2 separate regions of the Mus musculus genome follow, and region 1 is linked to region 2. A link is a loop called in an ENCODE intact Hi-C map of the cell type or tissue named here. Cell type or tissue: gastrocnemius. All regions are shown on one strand. Region 1 overlaps Rps6ka2 (ribosomal protein S6 kinase, polypeptide 2). Region 2 holds the start of Rps6ka2 (ribosomal protein S6 kinase, polypeptide 2).

What was found. Hi-C counts contacts between places; a loop is a spot of excess contacts. Peaks named below come from ENCODE experiments on the same cell type or tissue, not always from the same donor. Only the 100,000 strongest peaks of a DNase experiment are listed, where the experiment ranks them.
Region 1: it touches region 2 in a loop (4-fold over the local background); 3 of 42 quality-filtered maps call a loop at or near these places.

Annotation. Positions count from the first base shown.
Region 1 is chr17:7,218,806-7,226,805 of GRCm38, forward strand. All of the region lies in intron 1 of Rps6ka2 (ribosomal protein S6 kinase, polypeptide 2), which reads left to right. Among named protein-coding and RNA genes, the nearest start is that of Rps6ka2, 53 kb to the left of the region's middle. In gastrocnemius, no CTCF peak of the experiment used is centred here; no DNase peak of the experiment used is centred here; H3K27ac peaks cover 1,110 bases.
Region 2 is chr17:7,165,319-7,173,318 of GRCm38, forward strand. It overlaps Rps6ka2 (ribosomal protein S6 kinase, polypeptide 2), which reads left to right and starts at 4,797. Exons shown (of 21, transcript NM_011299.4): 1 at 4,797-5,125. The coding sequence starts at 5,027. In gastrocnemius, no CTCF peak of the experiment used is centred here; DNase peaks (open chromatin) are centred at 4,189, 4,589, 4,712 and 5,460; H3K4me3 peaks cover 2,838 bases; H3K27ac peaks cover 4,962 bases.

The DNA.
Region 1 (8,000 bases), 53 kb after region 2:
GCTTGAAATGAGGTTAAAATGTACTCAATCTAGTGAAAACCTGATATGAAAGACATGGCAGCAATTTTTCTGCGTAACCATTATTCTAAGAGCTGGAAATATAGTAAGAAAAACATGTTGCTCTGGGAAGAAGTGGCTGAAGACTGAACCCATGAGCTGTATCGGTTGTCTCCATAAGTAGCAAATCCTAGAGATGTGCTAGAATGTTCCATAAACCTAACCCCACCCTCAGCCAGCCACTGTTTCGAATAGTCTTCCGAGGAGACATCCTGAGATAAGAAGCCCAGTTAGCCGTGAGAAGACTGCCCAGCCCTGTGTGTTGCAGTGGGGCTGAGTTCTGGGGAAGATCCAAGAATACCTACACAGATCTCAGCAGGGATTTGCACTACTGTCCCTAGGCTGTCATTCCGAGACAGAGGGCAATTCAGAAGCTTCCAGAAGCAGCTGCTGGTAGGCTGCTTCTCTCTTTTAAGTGCCTTGGCTTTTTGCCAAAGTTCATTTACAGTCGTGCAGGGCTCGGCTCAGGTGCTGGGCCTTCTAGCCGTGCGTAAGCCAGAGGTCTGGTGACAGGAAGACCGTGACAACCGGTAGCAGATAGATAGCTGCCACTCCAAGTCTGGAGCAAAGCAGAGAGGGAGAGTCACCATTCTGACTGGAAGCACGCTTGTAGCTGGCCTAGCTCTGAGGCTCCTTCCTGGTCTGTCCCAACAGCCACTCATGATCATGCCAAGGCTGGCCATTCCTCTTAAACTAGCCACTTTTCTTGCTTTGTGTTAAGAGGCCAAACCAAACAAGTATCCACTAGTAAGTGATCAAGGAGCTTGGTGATGGCTCCACAGCACACAAGCAGTCCAATGTGGAAGAGTTTAACAGGCAGTTATTTTAATGTCTGTTGCTGTAGTAAGGCCCTGAAGCCATTGAGTCCATGCTAGTAGAGCCCTGGGCACCAGATCACTGCTGACAACGTTAGGCCTCTGCTCAGGGGTCAGGATTTTGAGGGTTCCTGCACTGTTGCTGTATGCCTCCAAAATCCGACCTGCTGTTCCTTGCGTTCAGGAAACGTCAGCAGACTTCTCACCTGATAATCCAGATGGGCGCCCTCCCTGGATGAGCTGCAATCTGCTTTATCTAGGATAAAAAAAAATGATGTTTTGGCATCTTAGGACCAGCGGTGGACCATCCCCAGTGTCTCACGTGGGGTGGACAGGGTGCGTGATCTCTCTGTGGCATGTGTATCTGTATCTGGATACACGTGACTGAGTATTTTGCCGGACCTCAAGCGATGATGGCTTTTTGGGGTTGTTCCAATATAGTTTCCTCAAACTCAGAAATGTATGTATTACATTATATTATATTATATTATATGTATTACATTATATAATATGTATTACATGATAGCTTCAGGGTTAGAGAAAGTTCTCAACTCTTCTCATTCTACAGAGAGGAAGGGCGTAAGGGTGGTGAGGTCGTGTGCACACCAAACACTGGATGCTGACTTGAGCTGGGTGTTCTACAGAGACCAACATTTAAACTGTCCCACAAGGAACCCCTTGTAGGTGCTTACAGAGTAGATGCTGGGTAGACAGTGATACAACAGAGAATATACAGTTGGCGCAACACACGTCTCGTCCTGTGGCGGAACCTATGGACATTGAGATGCATGGTGGGAAGCCCAGTGGCTTCTGGGAGTGTTGCTAGGCTAGCCTGCTTCTTCCAAACCAGGACACAGGATGCAGGGAACTAGGAGCTTAGGAATGGAGCACACCTGTAGGATGTCACAGAGAGGGTTGCTGTAGGCCTGGCTGCAGATCATTGAGTTCTTGGTGCACGGTGTTCCTAGAGAAGTGCAAATGTGATCTCAGGAGTTAACTGTGTTGTGAGTCTCCCAGGGATGCAGCTCCAGGGATGCAGCGTCAGTTTGTCCCCTCTCTTGACAGCCTTCATTTGCGCCTGTCACTGGAAGCCTGTAATTGTTGGTTTGTGCGGGCTTCAGTAAATTCCTTTGTTCTACGTGAGTCTTCCTTCTGTGCCAGGTTCCCAGCTCTGACAGACCAAGCAAGGATAGACAATAGCACATGTGGGGGGGGTGGGGGGAGGCTGCATTGGAAAGCTTGGAGCTAAATCCATTTATTTTTCTTTTCCCTCAATATGTCATAATCTTTTAAAAAATGTGAAATAGCTAAGTAGACTACAACAAAAGGAGAAGAAAGAGGAGGCAGTGGAGACAGGGAGGGAGCGCGGGAGAAAGGAAGGGAAGGACCGAGAAAGTAATTTACTAGATTCCTTTCCATGAGGTTTCTGCCCAAAAGTTTTCTTCAGTTTCAGAAACTGAATTCTGAAGGTGCCTGTGGCTTCTTTGGTCTGGGTTCTGCTGTTGACAGTCACTGGGCTAGTGAACACCGTGGACCGCAGGGCAGCAGCGTCACACCCATTCTGACAGTTTCTTCTTCACAAAGAAGGTCCACTTCTATCAGGAGCTGAACACACAGCCAAGGATGGAGATGGAGAGACAGAGTCCAGAGTCCTCTCGTTGCCTGCCACTCAGGAGCCATGTCCCAGGAGACCTCCTGCCAGGGTTTCATAGGCAGAGTGTGCACCCAGCAAACACTTGCAGAAGTGGCTACCCTGCTGTGCTGGAAAGGAAAAAACAGACTCTAAGGTCCTTATCTCAGGCCAGGAAAGTGAGATAAGTGTGTTACACTTCATTCAGAGGTCTGTGATTGACACTGAGCCTTGATTTTACGTTATCATCACCATCACCATCACCATCATCAATCATCATGAGTATATGTATGCAGTGAGTGTGGGTGGAAGTGCTCTCAGAGGACAGAAGAGTGTGTAGGATCTCCTGGAGCCGGAGTCATGGGTGGTTATGAGCCGCCTGATGTGGGTGATGGGAACTGAGCTCTGGCCCTCTAGAGACAGAACAGTCAGTCGTTCTTGACTGCTGAACCCCCTCTCTGGCTGCTGGGTCACCTTAGTTTCCAAGATTGATACCAAGCCCACCTCAGCTCTCTTTCTCCTGTAAACATCTTGGCCCCCAGATAAGGGCACAGCTGCCCCCACTGCACGTGGGACACCGCCATGCACCTTATTGAAGACTCTGTCACTGCATCCAGAGGGGTCTTTCCTGCCACATATTAACACTCCCATGTGTCTAAGAACACCAGGCTTCTTTTTCTACCCTTTTCCCTTGCATCCAGAAAGCAGTCACGCCATTAGTTTCCACCCTTTTCTCCTTGCAGCAGGGTCATTTAATCTTATCTGTTTTCCAAAGCACAGTCCTGAGATCTAATTAGTATAGCCGGGTGGGATAATGGTAGGTGAGCCTTGGGAATAGGCACATCTGGGGAGGGGGCATTGTAGCATCCAGTTTTCTTATATAGAGAGACAAATGGTCATCTTGATTGGCTTTACATTTCTGGAGAGAAATGTCAAAGACAGAGAGGGAATTCATTGCTTTGGGCACCACCAGTTAGTTACACAGTTGTTACAATTAACCCAGTAGCAGGCTGGTAGGACATAACTTCCAGATGGGCAGAGGAGCAGAGGGCTGACTGGACTCAGATGTCTCAAAGGAAGACAGGTGTAGAGTCCTCAAGGGAGCTGGCACGGGTTAGGTTTTCCTCTCCTTCCTGTCCGTTATCTTTACTACCCAGCCTTCCGTCACTGCTCTGCAGTCTGTCTGTCTGTCTGTCTGCCTGCCAGTCTCTCCCTCCCTCCCTCCCTCCCTCCCTCCCTCCCTCCCTCCCTCTCTCTCTCTCTCTCTCACACACACACACACACACACACACACACACACACACACACACACACATTCTGTGTGTCAGCTTTTCATATCCCCCATCCATACCATTATTTATCCTCCTTTGATCTCCTTTCTATTCAGTATATTATAATAAAGTTAAAATATAATTATGTCAGCTGGGCATGGTGGCACACGCCTTTGATCCCAGCACTCGGAAGGCAGAGGCAGGTGGATTTCTGAGTTCGAGGCCAGCCTGGTCTACAGAGTGAGTTCCAGGACAGCCAGGGCTATACAGAAAAACCTTGTCTCGAAAAAACAAAAACAAAACAAACAAACAAATATATATTTATGTCATCCCCCTCCCTTTCTTACCCCCACTCCCATGTACAGCACCTCACTCCCTCTCTAATTCAAGACCTCTTTATAACTGTTAATATTATGTATATGAGTAAGTACCCAAATGCAAAGATCCACTCTGCAGAGTCCTTCTAGTGGCCTTTGTGTGCATGTGATTTCAGGGCTGACCGTTTGGAATGAGATTAACCCCTCCCTGTGTGCAACCAGCTCCCTCACCCCCCCCCCCCCCCCCCCCGTGTCCATAGCTACCTGTAGTCAGGGGACAGGGCTCTGTGAGATTCCCACCCTTCTACAGTGTTGTCTATTGCTTTGTTGTTCTGGTCCTGTTTAGGCAGCCCTGTTGCTGAGGTACCCTGAGTGTAGCTTCACTGTCCTTTCCGTTTTATACTCCTATGTGCATGTATTTATATGGATGTATATATGCACACATGCACACACATGTTATAGGCTAAAGCTGCAACTGAGAAAGAACATGTGGTTTATACAACAAATCTGTAGCCAACATTCTAACCTGCAAAAAAATAAACACTTCCCCTACAGTTGGGAATGAGACTGGATGCTCGCTCTGACCATGTAGTACCCAGAACCTTAGCTGCAGCAGCACAACACGAGAAAGCCATAAAGGAGATAAAAACAAGAAAGGAAGAAGTCTAACAATCCATCTTTGGGGCTCTACTCTTTTTTTTTTTTTTGAACATTCTATTTTTTTTATTAAACTAATAAAATTTATTTTAAAATATACAACTTAGTATTGACATATTTTAAGTCATCAAAATAATTTATAATAGTTAAATGCCTCTTAAATATACATGATATCTCCTGAAGCTAAAAGTAATATGCACTCAACCAGTTTTAAAAAATCTATTTGGAGCATTAAGCATGATAGAAATAGAAAAAAAATCTCTTATGAAATCTTCTACGAAAGGAAATTGTGACAGGTTCCTGATTAGACAGAAGTCCTTCCATCTCCAAGGGAGAATACGCAGTTTAACTGTGGCTTCATAGAATGAACTGGGTAGTGTTCCTTCTGTTTCTATTTTGGGGAATAGTTTGAAGAGTATTGGTATTAGGTCTTTGAGGGTCTGATAGAATTCTGCACTAAACATATCTGATCCTGAGCAGTTCTTTTTTGGGGGGGGTGGGGGACTTTTAATGACTGTTTGACTGCTTCTACTTCTTTAGGGGTTCTGGGACTGTTTAGATGGTTTATCTGATCCTGATTTAACTTTGATATTTGGTATCTGTCTAGAAAATTGTCTATTTCATCCAGATTTTCCAGTTTTGTTGAAGATAGGCTTTTGTAGTAGGATCTGATGATTTTTAAAATTTCCTCAGTTTCTGTTGTTATGTCTCCCTTTTCATTTCTGATTTGTTAATTTGGATAGTCTCTCTGTGCCCCCTGGTTAGTCTGGCTAAGGGTTCACCTATCTTGTTGATTTTCTCAAAGAACCAGCTCCTGGTTTTGTTGATTCTTTGTATAGTTCTTTTTGTTTCTACTTGGTTGATTTCAGCCCTGAGTTGATTATTTCCTGCAGTCTACTCCTCTTGAGTATATTTGTTTCTTTTTATTCTAGAGCTTTCAGGTGTACTATCAAGCTGCTAGTGTTTGCTCTCTCAGAGCCGAGGTTTCCTCTTAGCAGTGCTTTCATTGTGTCCTATAAGTTTGGGTATGTTGTACCTTCATTTTCATTAAATTCTCAAAAGTCTTTAATTTATTTATTTCTTCCTTGACCAAGTTATCATTGAGTAGGGCATTGTTGATCTTTCATGTGTATGTAGGCTTCCTGTTGTTTTTGTTGCTATTGAAGACCAGCCTTAGCCTGTGGTGATCTAATAGGATGTATGGGATTATTTCAATCTTGTTCTATCTGTTGAGGCCTGTTTTGTGACCGATTATATGGTATATTCTTTTGTGTTATGATGAAATATTCTAAAGATATCTGTTAAATCCACTTGGTCCATAATTTCTGTTAGTTTCACTGTGTCTCTGTTTAGTTTCTGTTTCCAGGATTTGTCCATTGATGACAGTGGGGTGTTGAAGTCTCCCACTATTATTGTGTGAGGTGCAATGTGTGCTTTGAGCTCTAGTAAAGTTTCTTTTATGAATGTGGTTGCCCTTGCACTTGGAGCATAGATGTTCAGAACTGAGAGTTCTTCTTGGTAGATTTTTCTTTTGATGAGTATGAAGTGTCCTTCCTTATTCTTTTTGATAACTTTTGGTTGAAAGCTGATTTTATTTGATATTAGAATGGCTACTCCAGCTTGTTTCTTGGAACCATTTGCTTGGAAAATTGTTTTCCAGCCCTTTACTCTGAGGTAGTGTCTGTCTTTGACACTGAGGTACATTTCCTGTATGCAGCAAAATGCTGGGTCCTGTTTACATATCCAGTCTGTTATTCTATGTCTTTTTTATTGGGGAATTGAGTCCATTGATGTTAAGCAATATTAAGGAATAATGATTGTTACTTCTTGTTATTTTTTGATGTTATTTTTATGTTTGTGTGGCTATTTTTCTTTTCGGTTTGTTGAAAGAAGATTACTTTCTTGGTTTTTTTCTAGGGTGTAGTTTCCCTCCTTGTGTTGGTGTTTTCCATCTATTATCTTTTGTAGTACTGGATTTGTGGAAAGATACTGTATTAATTTGTTTTTGTCATGGCATATCTTGGTTTGTCCATCTATGGTAATTGAGAGTTTTTCTGGGCTGGCATTTGTTTTCTCTTAGGGTCTGTATAACATCTGTCCAGGATATTCTAGCTTTCATAGTCTCTGGTGAGAAGTCTGGTGTAATTCTGATAGGTCTGCCTTCATATATTACTTGACCTTTTTCCCTTACTGCTTTTAATATTCTTTCTTGGTTTTGTGCATTTGGTGTTTTGACTGTTATGTGAGGGGAGAGATTTCTTTTCTTGTCCAATTTAGTTGGAGTTTTGTAGGCCTCTAGTATGCTCATGTGCATCTCTTTCTTTAGGTTAGGGGCTTTTTCTTCTATCATTTTGTTGAAGATATTTACTGGCCCTTTTACTTGGGAATCTTTGTTCTCTTCTATACCTATTTTTTTTTTTCTTCTATACCTATTATCCTTAGGTTTGGTGATCTCATTGGGTCCTGGATGTTTTGGGTTAGGAGCTTTTTGCATTTTGCATTTTCTTTGACTGTTGTGTCGATGTTTTCTATGGTATCTTCTGCACCTGAGATTCTCTCTTCTATCTCTTGTATTCTGTTGGTGATGCTTGCATCTGTGACTCCTGATCTCTTTCCTAGGTTTTCTTTCTCCAGGGTTGTCTCCCTTTGTGATTTCTTTATTGTTTCTATTTCCATTTTTAGATCCTGAAAGGTTTTGTTCAATTCCTTCATCTGTCTGGCTGTGTTTTCCTGTAGTTCTTTAAAGGGTTTTTGTGTTTCCTCTTTAAGGACTTCTAGCTGTTTTCCTGTGTTCTCCTGTATTTCTTTAAGGGAGTTATTTATGTCCTTCTTAAAGTCCCCTATCACCATCATGAGATGTGATCTTAAATCAGAGTCTTGCTTTTTCTGGTGTGTTGGAATATCCAGGGCTGGCTGCAGTGGGAGAACTGGGTTCTGATGATGCCAAGTAGCCTTGGGTTCTGTTGCTTACGTTCTTGCCTTTGCCTCTAGCCATCTGGTTAATTGTGATGTTAGCTAGTCTTTCTGTCTCTGACTGTGGCTTGTCCCTCCTGTAAGCTGGTATCAGTACTCCTGGGAGACCAGTTCTCTCTGGTAGGAATTTGTATATGGAGAGCTATGGCTCATAGTAAGCTCTGGGGTGCAGCTAGAAACTGGAAGGATCCTGTCCCCAGCTGTTCTTTGGTTCCTGTTGTCCTGATGGCTCTGGATGGGTCTTTCTTGGGCCAGGAATTTGAGCAGAAGTGGTGGTGTT
Region 2 (8,000 bases):
GCTGAAGATGCTCTTGGTTGGATTTGCCAGGATGGGCTCCTCAAAGTCCCCATGTGCAAAGTCTGACCAAAGTCTGCCTTGGGAAGCTCTGCCCTCTTCCCTCCACACAGCACCTGCTATGTAAGCTCAGCAGACAGCATGGTCTTTGGGATTTTGGGTCTTTGGTACTTTCTGGCTCTTTAGCGTGTCTTCACTGTCAATCAGCCAACATGACCTTGTCTTCTGGGGTGAACACAGAGGCTGCCTCTTGCTTCTCAACTGAACCAGAAACTTTTTCTGAGGCCCCCAGGGCTTTCCCCACCATGCAGATATACCTTGTGAGCATAGCCTAGGCTACCTTTCCCCTGTGTCTCCAGGCTTGGCACTGGGTGGGGCACAGCCGCAATCAATGGAGACAGGATGATGACACTGCAGCTCCCAGTAGCAGCTGTCGCTCGCTCTTAGTCACCATGCTTCTTCTCCTTAAGTCACATTCAGATGTATGCAGGAGAGAACTGATTAATAATTTGGGAATCACAGAAATAAACTCCGAATACACAGGCGTTCACACAGAGGCAGCTGGGTCTTGGTATAACTACAATTGTTTTTTTGCGACCACGGGTCTTATTTAAATTTTGATTTCATTTTCCCCGTAGTTCAATTTCATTTTTAAATTGTCCCCATTAGTCCTTGGTTATTAGATATTATTTTCTACATCTTTAAGGACGCTCGATATTTAAGTGTGAAAGTCATCCCAAACCGTAACAAAAGGGCCTGCCCGGGCGGGAGTTGTGTTTTCCCCTCCCTTGGAAGTCGCAGGGGTTTGGTTTTCCACAGCCCAGTTACTTTGGATGGCACACAGGTGACACGGAAGCTGTGGTGTTGTAGGGAGCCATGGGAAGTTACCATGTGTGGAGGACAACGTGAAGTCAGAGCTTGGGATGACGTAGTGCCCAGGAGCTGCCCTCTGGCCTCCTACACTCCCTGCCTACGTTCTGGAACAATGTAACATATTCTCTGCCCAGACACTGTCACCCCCCCAGGTTGTCACAGAGCTCTTATAGAAATTGTTTCCACTTTCCAAGGATTTTCTACACTGTACCCCATTGTCAAGAAAACATCCTAAAGTGAAGATGTATTCCCGTGTGTACCATCCGCTGATTCTTATAATGTCTCCTTTGTTTGGGAAAAAAAAAATGTCTCTAACTGTCACTCCTTGAGCTCCTGCTTTGGCCACACACAGTGAGGCTAGGATCGCCAGTGTCTCCCACCCTAGGGTATAGGGTGCTCTTTTTCTTCATCCTTCTCTCTCCTTACCTGGTCTGAGAAGCTATGCTCCACCCCCTTTGCTCTTTCCACTTCCAGAGGGACCAGGAGTGCGCTAGTCTTTCTCAGACGCTGGCATGTGCCTCCAAGCCACAGACTACTGTGGTTCTCTGGAGAGAACACAGTGCTGAGGCACAAGACCAATCCATGTCCTGCCTGGGGGTGAATTCACATCGATGAATTCTGTCCTAAAGCTACGGCGAGTCACAATCCCACTGCATTTTCTCCCACAATAGTCTATCAGTATCACGGCCATTGAAATAACCTTAAACAATTTTCACAAAAATTTGGGCTTCATAACTGGACCTATCTAGATAAACCAACTGAGTTAATAATGAAAGCTCTGTTTAATATTTTCAAAATACTGTTCCTTCAGTTGAAGAAGAGAAAATTTAGTCAGTAGAGAGAGTTCTTTTTTTCCCCATGCAAATAGTTCTCAAAGAAGGTTGGCTGCAGAGTTGGTTGATGCAGCAGCTTAGCAGGATGCGTAGAGAACCTGCATTTCCTAGTGTTTATCCACATCATGTTTCACCCGACAGCTGGATCCCTCGTGCTCCCAGGATAGCTGCGAGGCTCTAAAATCACGCTAGCATCCAGAGACAGAAGAGCCCCCTCCTCTGCTCGGCTTCTCCTTTATGCTCTCACTCCGTGAATGGAATTGGTATACAATGGACTGGTTTCCCTTCCTTGGTATATGACAGGCTGTTTTTCCTTCTGTTCCAAAGCTCCTGGAATAATGACTCAGACTCAAAAAAATATTTGCACATACCTAGGCCACATAGCCAGGCTCATTCCCTGACTAGCTCATAACTTAACATAACCTACTTAAACTAATCCACATTCTGCCACATGACTGGTTACCTCTGCTCAGGTCCCATGCATCTGTTCTCCTCAATACCTCCAGCGACTCCTCCCATGCCTAGTTCTATCCCAGAATTCTTTCTGCCTTTTGGACCTTCTAATCTACCCTCTCTTGTAGGCCATAGTTTTTAATTGACAGGTAATGTATCCATACAACACACACGATACTCGATACTCTCTCTACATGTAATGGTTTCTCTTCCGTGTACTCTTCCTCCTCCCCCTCCCCCTCCTCCTATGTCACTGCTCTCTCTTGGCTTTCCTACACCATGAGTCATGAATCTTCTTCTACCTGTCTCTCCTAGTTGAGATGCACTGTTCATTTCTGCTTTTCCCTCAGGGTTGTGCACCCCCCACCCCCTTTCCCTCTTAGTTTCCTGAGCTGGGGACACACACAGGCATGTGAAGGTGTAGTCGACCAGTTGGCCAGTCTGCTTTCTTCTTATCTCCATGGGGCTTTACCTGGTTGTTTCTGAGGCATCGCCCTCCAGTCCTCTGCACTCCTGCTGTCTTAAGGGGAGGAAGGTTGCATTGGAAGCCAGTAGCTTGATGTGCGGCATTGACTATAGATGTGCCCTGACAAACTCCAGGGCAGGTGTAACATCCAGAGAGGGACTGGAAACACTAAAATCTTCAAAGAAGTTGCCTGGATTAGTAAACCTGTGCAGAGCAGCTCTGTGCTTTGCAGTGGGTTCCAGCTACCGAACTCCTTCTCCAGGTGAATGGCCTTCAGCTAAGTGCCAAAGCCACAGGAAGTCAGCCTGGTTCTAGGTAGACAGAGCTGATGCTGCGATGTTTTCCTCAGCTTGAGGCATTCTTACCTTCTCCCTAAATCTCCCTTCGGCTAACTACATCAGATTACTGCCTGGCTGTTGGCTGCAGCCCTCCTCCACCCTAGCTTTGAAATGTAGCTTGCATTGCTTGCTTTTGAGCTTCATATCCAGTGTTTTGGAGACTTTCTGCTCTCCAGATTTTCTTACTTAATTGCAAGCAATTTCAGAAGGGGTGAGCTTCTGAACCTAGTTAACTCAGGGGGTCCCCAAGTCTAGAAAAAGAGCCAAGATCAGCTTCCTGGGGGGGGTGATAGCAGAGTGATCAGGGAGACCACTAACGAATGTGAGCCAGAGGTCTCTGCCCTCAGCTCTCCAAGACCTTGCCAATTCAGGAGTCTTAGGAACCAATTCTCCATAGGAGTTTATGATTAGGTACTCTAATTGCTAAAGTCTCCTTGAAAAAGGACCAGGCCTTGCCCTCAGGCAGTGTAAAATAATAAACATTCCAAGAGTAGCCAAGAAGGTTTGCTTAGAGGACCCGATCTTAGCCCATTCTCCTGATTTCATCCTTAGAAGGCACCTCTGGGAGCTAAGACATCACGGGGAGAGATGCTGAGGTCAAGTCACAAGTCACAAGCCAGTGTACACTGTCTCTACTGAAGCTGCAAACCCTTACACTGCATGCAGCCTATCTCTGGAGCCCCACACCAGAGGGATAGCAGTTCCTAAAAGCCCGCTCTAGATGGGACTGACTCCTGCTCCAGGTGAAATTAGCCCTTTGATGTTTTATGTGACGTGGGTTTCCCAGCATGTTGGATCTTTTGATTCCTGTGTCCTTTATGACTACCACCAGTCTGGGTGGGAAAGTGTTGAGAACTGCCCGGTGGGCTGCATATCATGCAGGAGAGTGAATCTGTTTTCTCCAGTGGCCAAAGGAACTGGGCTTACCCTCAGCTCTTCTCTAATCTGCTTCTATTCTGCCACGGGGCATAAGACTTTATTAACCTCAGCCTTTCTTTTTGTGTGACTAGGAAGGATCATTTGGACTTAGGTTAAAGCAGGCTCTGATTGCTTCCTCAGACTGAGACTCAGGATGTTCCTGCTGCTGGCCCTGATAGTCATCTGTGAGGATAATTGTCTATAAATGGAGCCCGAGGTCACAGAGAGCGGATGTGAGCCTTTGTTCTCAGCTGCTGGCCCCGACCACGTGAGGCGTCCTCACCGAGAGGAGGAAGGCCGCTGACACTGCGAAGCAGGCGGGGTCCTCTCCCAATGATTCCCCAATAAGCAAGGAGTTGCAGGGACCAGCTGTAGGAGTGACCCGAGTGTAGTGCTTGTGGGCGCTTTTCTAGCATGCTAGGTCATTAAAGTTTTGCTTTGCAGAGAAATTCAAAATGCTAAGCGTGGAGTCCAAGTGGACAGAGGTGTTCGGAGAAGAACACAACAGCTCGGACAGAAGAGGCAGGGAGACAGGACAAGAGCAGCGTGCCTCAGGAGCGACTGATTAAGCTCACAACGGGCGTGGGCGCTGATTGGCGGCCGTGGCAGTGGGCAGGGCGATACTGCACCCCACTGTTCTCTGAGGGCAGGAGTTGTAGGAGAGGGAGGAGTAGGCAACGGCGCTGATTGGAGGCGTTCACGGGGACAACGCCCCTGGGCAGGATGGCTGGTGATAATTGGAGAGTACGGTGGTGGGCGGGGTGAGGGTGGGGCTGTCCGGAGTAGGTTTTCCGACTAAAGGGGAAAAGAGCTCTGGCTGCGGGCACTGATTGGTGGGTGGGCGTGTAGGCGTGGCGCAGCGTCGCACTCTGGTTGGTCGGAACGACGCTGGGTGTAGTCTATGGGCGGGGCAGGTTGCCGGGAGCTGGTACTCCTGGCCGGAGGCAAAGGCGCCGCGGGAGTGATCCAGGGACCCGGGCCCGGTGGCCGGTGCGGCCTGCCCTTTGTGCTTGCAGCCCGCATCCGCGCCGAGGGCCGCCGCGTCGGGCTCCCCGGCGCGCGTGCCCGCCAGCGCGCTGCCTAGCCTGGGATGTGCCGGGGATGCGCGCCCGCCGGCCCTGCGGCTCCTGGCAGCTGGGCGCGGGGCGATGGAGCTGAGCATGAAGAAGTTCACGGTGCGCAGGTTCTTCTCCGTGTACCTGCGCAAGAAGTCGCGCTCCAAGAGCTCCAGTCTGAGTCGCCTCGAGGTAAAGGCCCTCCCCGGGAGCGCGCAGGATGCGGGTCCCCGCTGCGCCTGGAGTGGGCATGTAGAGCCTCAGGGCGTGCGGCTACAGTCCAGTGCATCATCACCCCAGACCGGAGCCAGCTGTGGGAAGTTATTTGAAAACTGGTCCAGTTGTCATGAAAATCTATCAAATCGACTCCAAATGTTAGCACTTCATAACAACTGCAGAGAGCGAGTCCTTGCTGCGATTGAAGTTAACCTCAGTGAATTTCTTTCTAGTGCCCCTGTGTGCACAGGATTCGGGGTCACTCCTAGAGAGAGGCTTTAGAGGAGGGGTGCGGTCGGTGCAGCTGGGTTGCCGCGTGGTGTGGGAGTGCTTTGGGAGGCTACATGAGTCCTAAGTTTTGTAGCCTCTGGCGCCTGCCCGTTTTACCTTGAGTCTGGTACTGTGTGGATCAGGGTATTTGAGATCAGTGTAGAGTTGACCAAAGCAACTCAAGAGGGCTCTGTGCATTTTGGTGTTCCTAGGTGGTGGAGTGCCTGACGCAATTCCCCCGCAGCCCAGGCTTTGAGATAGATTGGCTCTGAAACCCGAGGGATGCCGGAAAATCTTGACCTTTGCAGGTCTCGCATCTTCCATGTCCAGTCGTCTGTGATTTTAACGGTGGCTTTCATTTCTGACTAACAACTAAACTATCCTCATCCCAGTGCTCAGACCACGTTGTTGATGAGTCCATAGAGAGCAAAACCGTGTGACCCGCTTTGCTAGTGAAGTGTGTAAGAGAAAGTTGACAACTAACCTAGAGATTTCATGGAACATTGATGTCCCTGCTTCAGTGCAGGCCCATATGGAATTGTGTGTGTGGTTAGAAAAAAATATCACAGATTTCATGTTGAATTGCTCTGTCTCAGCCTTAGTATGTTACACACAGGCAAAGGGCTCTGTGATGATCAAGAGACCTTTTAAGTCCGGGGACAGACTTAAAACCACCAGGGAACTGCTGTTGAAAAAGTTTCTGTTGCTAAATTCCAGCTCAGAATTGAATAGAGTAGAGCGGTTCTCAGAGAGCAAAGCACTGATTTTGGACAAACACAATTATCATTCTGGTAATGGAGAGGGGTATTTAAACTTAATGATGAGAGAAATTGAATAAAAGTTCATTTTTTTTTCTGGTATTCTGCAAAAATCTAGCTAACAGGAACAGAAATTACAGAAGTATTACCTTCCCACCAGATGTGTTTTTATCATCTATTTTCTCATAACGCCAAGTTTATTATGCTGTCCCTTGTCTCTGAGCTGTTGCTCTTGTCTCTTCGTCTCTGTGAGCAAACTCTATGTGCCATTTATAGAGGAGTTGGAGGGACCTGGGTGTTACAGAAGCCTGTGTGCTGATTCAGCAAGGAGAACTGAACTAGGCTGTGGAAAGGCCTCAAATACTGTGGTGAGCAAGATGCACATATGTTGGGGGCAGTAAAAGTAATTTTGTGTGTGTGTGTGTGTGTGTGTGAATAACATTCCTAAGACCTGTGTGTGTGTGAATAACATTCCTAAGACCCCTAGGATGTGGTATACTCTATAGATATGCAGAAGGTCACACTGATGGAAAAGGGGGCAGAGAGATGGCTCAGCAAGCGGTGCTGGCTACCAATCCGAACAACCTGGGTTCAATCCCCAGGGACTCACATGGTAAAAGGAGAAAACTGAATCCCACAAGTTGTCCTCTGACCTTCATATATGGCAGTGTGTTTCAGTTGTTCACACACACACACACACACACACACACACACACACACAATTTTGAAAGGTCCAGAAAGCAGTGTATTCTGTCAGTTAAGTTGAACACCCCCTGTGGATGCACGGCCTAGCTAAGGTGATCAGCTCAGATGCATAGATGTGTGCTTTACAAATGGCCCCTCAGTTTTCTACCATTTGGTGTCTGTGAAAACCCACTTAGTATATTCTTCTGTCCTTATTCTGTTTAGCATGGGGAAAGACCCTGAGAAATGAAGGGTCTGTTAAAAGCGTACCCACCTTTCTGTAGTGTTAAGAACCTGTGTGGGTTCAGGCTGTTTTTTGGACAACGCAGATTGTAATAATGCCAAAGAAGTTCTGGCCTCAGGACCACGTGTCACTGGCTCTGTCTGCTCGTCCTGTAAGTTTCTGACACTTTCACAGTTCGCCAGGTCCCTTTGCCTTCCTTGGTAGGTAGACAGCTGCTTATGGGCCAAGGAAGAGCACATCCCAAGCCTGTAAACTCAGCTGGAAGGTCTGATGCACTGTGAGGTTGAGAGAGGCCATAGAGAATTGAGCACTGTTGTGCCTCTCTGTTGGGACAGATAAAAAAAGTTCACCGTTCAGAAAGTCTTCATTGTTCTTTAAAAATTGTTCTTAGGATACACAGAAAAAGTAAACATCTTTGTTTTTTGCAACTTGAAGCCTAGTGGTATAAAGAGGAAACCAACAGCAAGTTTGACGCGGTGATATCTTTGTTAACTGTGACTTAACATTTGGTCTAAAATTTATTTTACTTTTAGAATACAATGTTTGATAAACCTGGGGCTGTGGAGACCAAGTTACCTAATATGTGTGGAAACATGTTGTGAATTTCAGCTTAAACTAAATCTCATTTAAATATTTCTGTCTGGTATTGGCATTGACCTAAGTGATCAGGCCAGGTGGGCCACTTGCGCAGATGTGTTCCAGAGACTGTTGAATCTGGGGCCATGTGCAGCCTTTGTGGCATGGCCTGAGGCCACAGCAGTGATGTGTTACCACTGCCTCATCCCAAGGTCCAGCTACAGATGAGGAAGTGGAGTCTAAGGAGGCCCCATCTCCTGTGTTGGTCTAAAGACTATCCCTCATGTAGGAGCAGGGCACTGCTGTTATCAATTCTAGC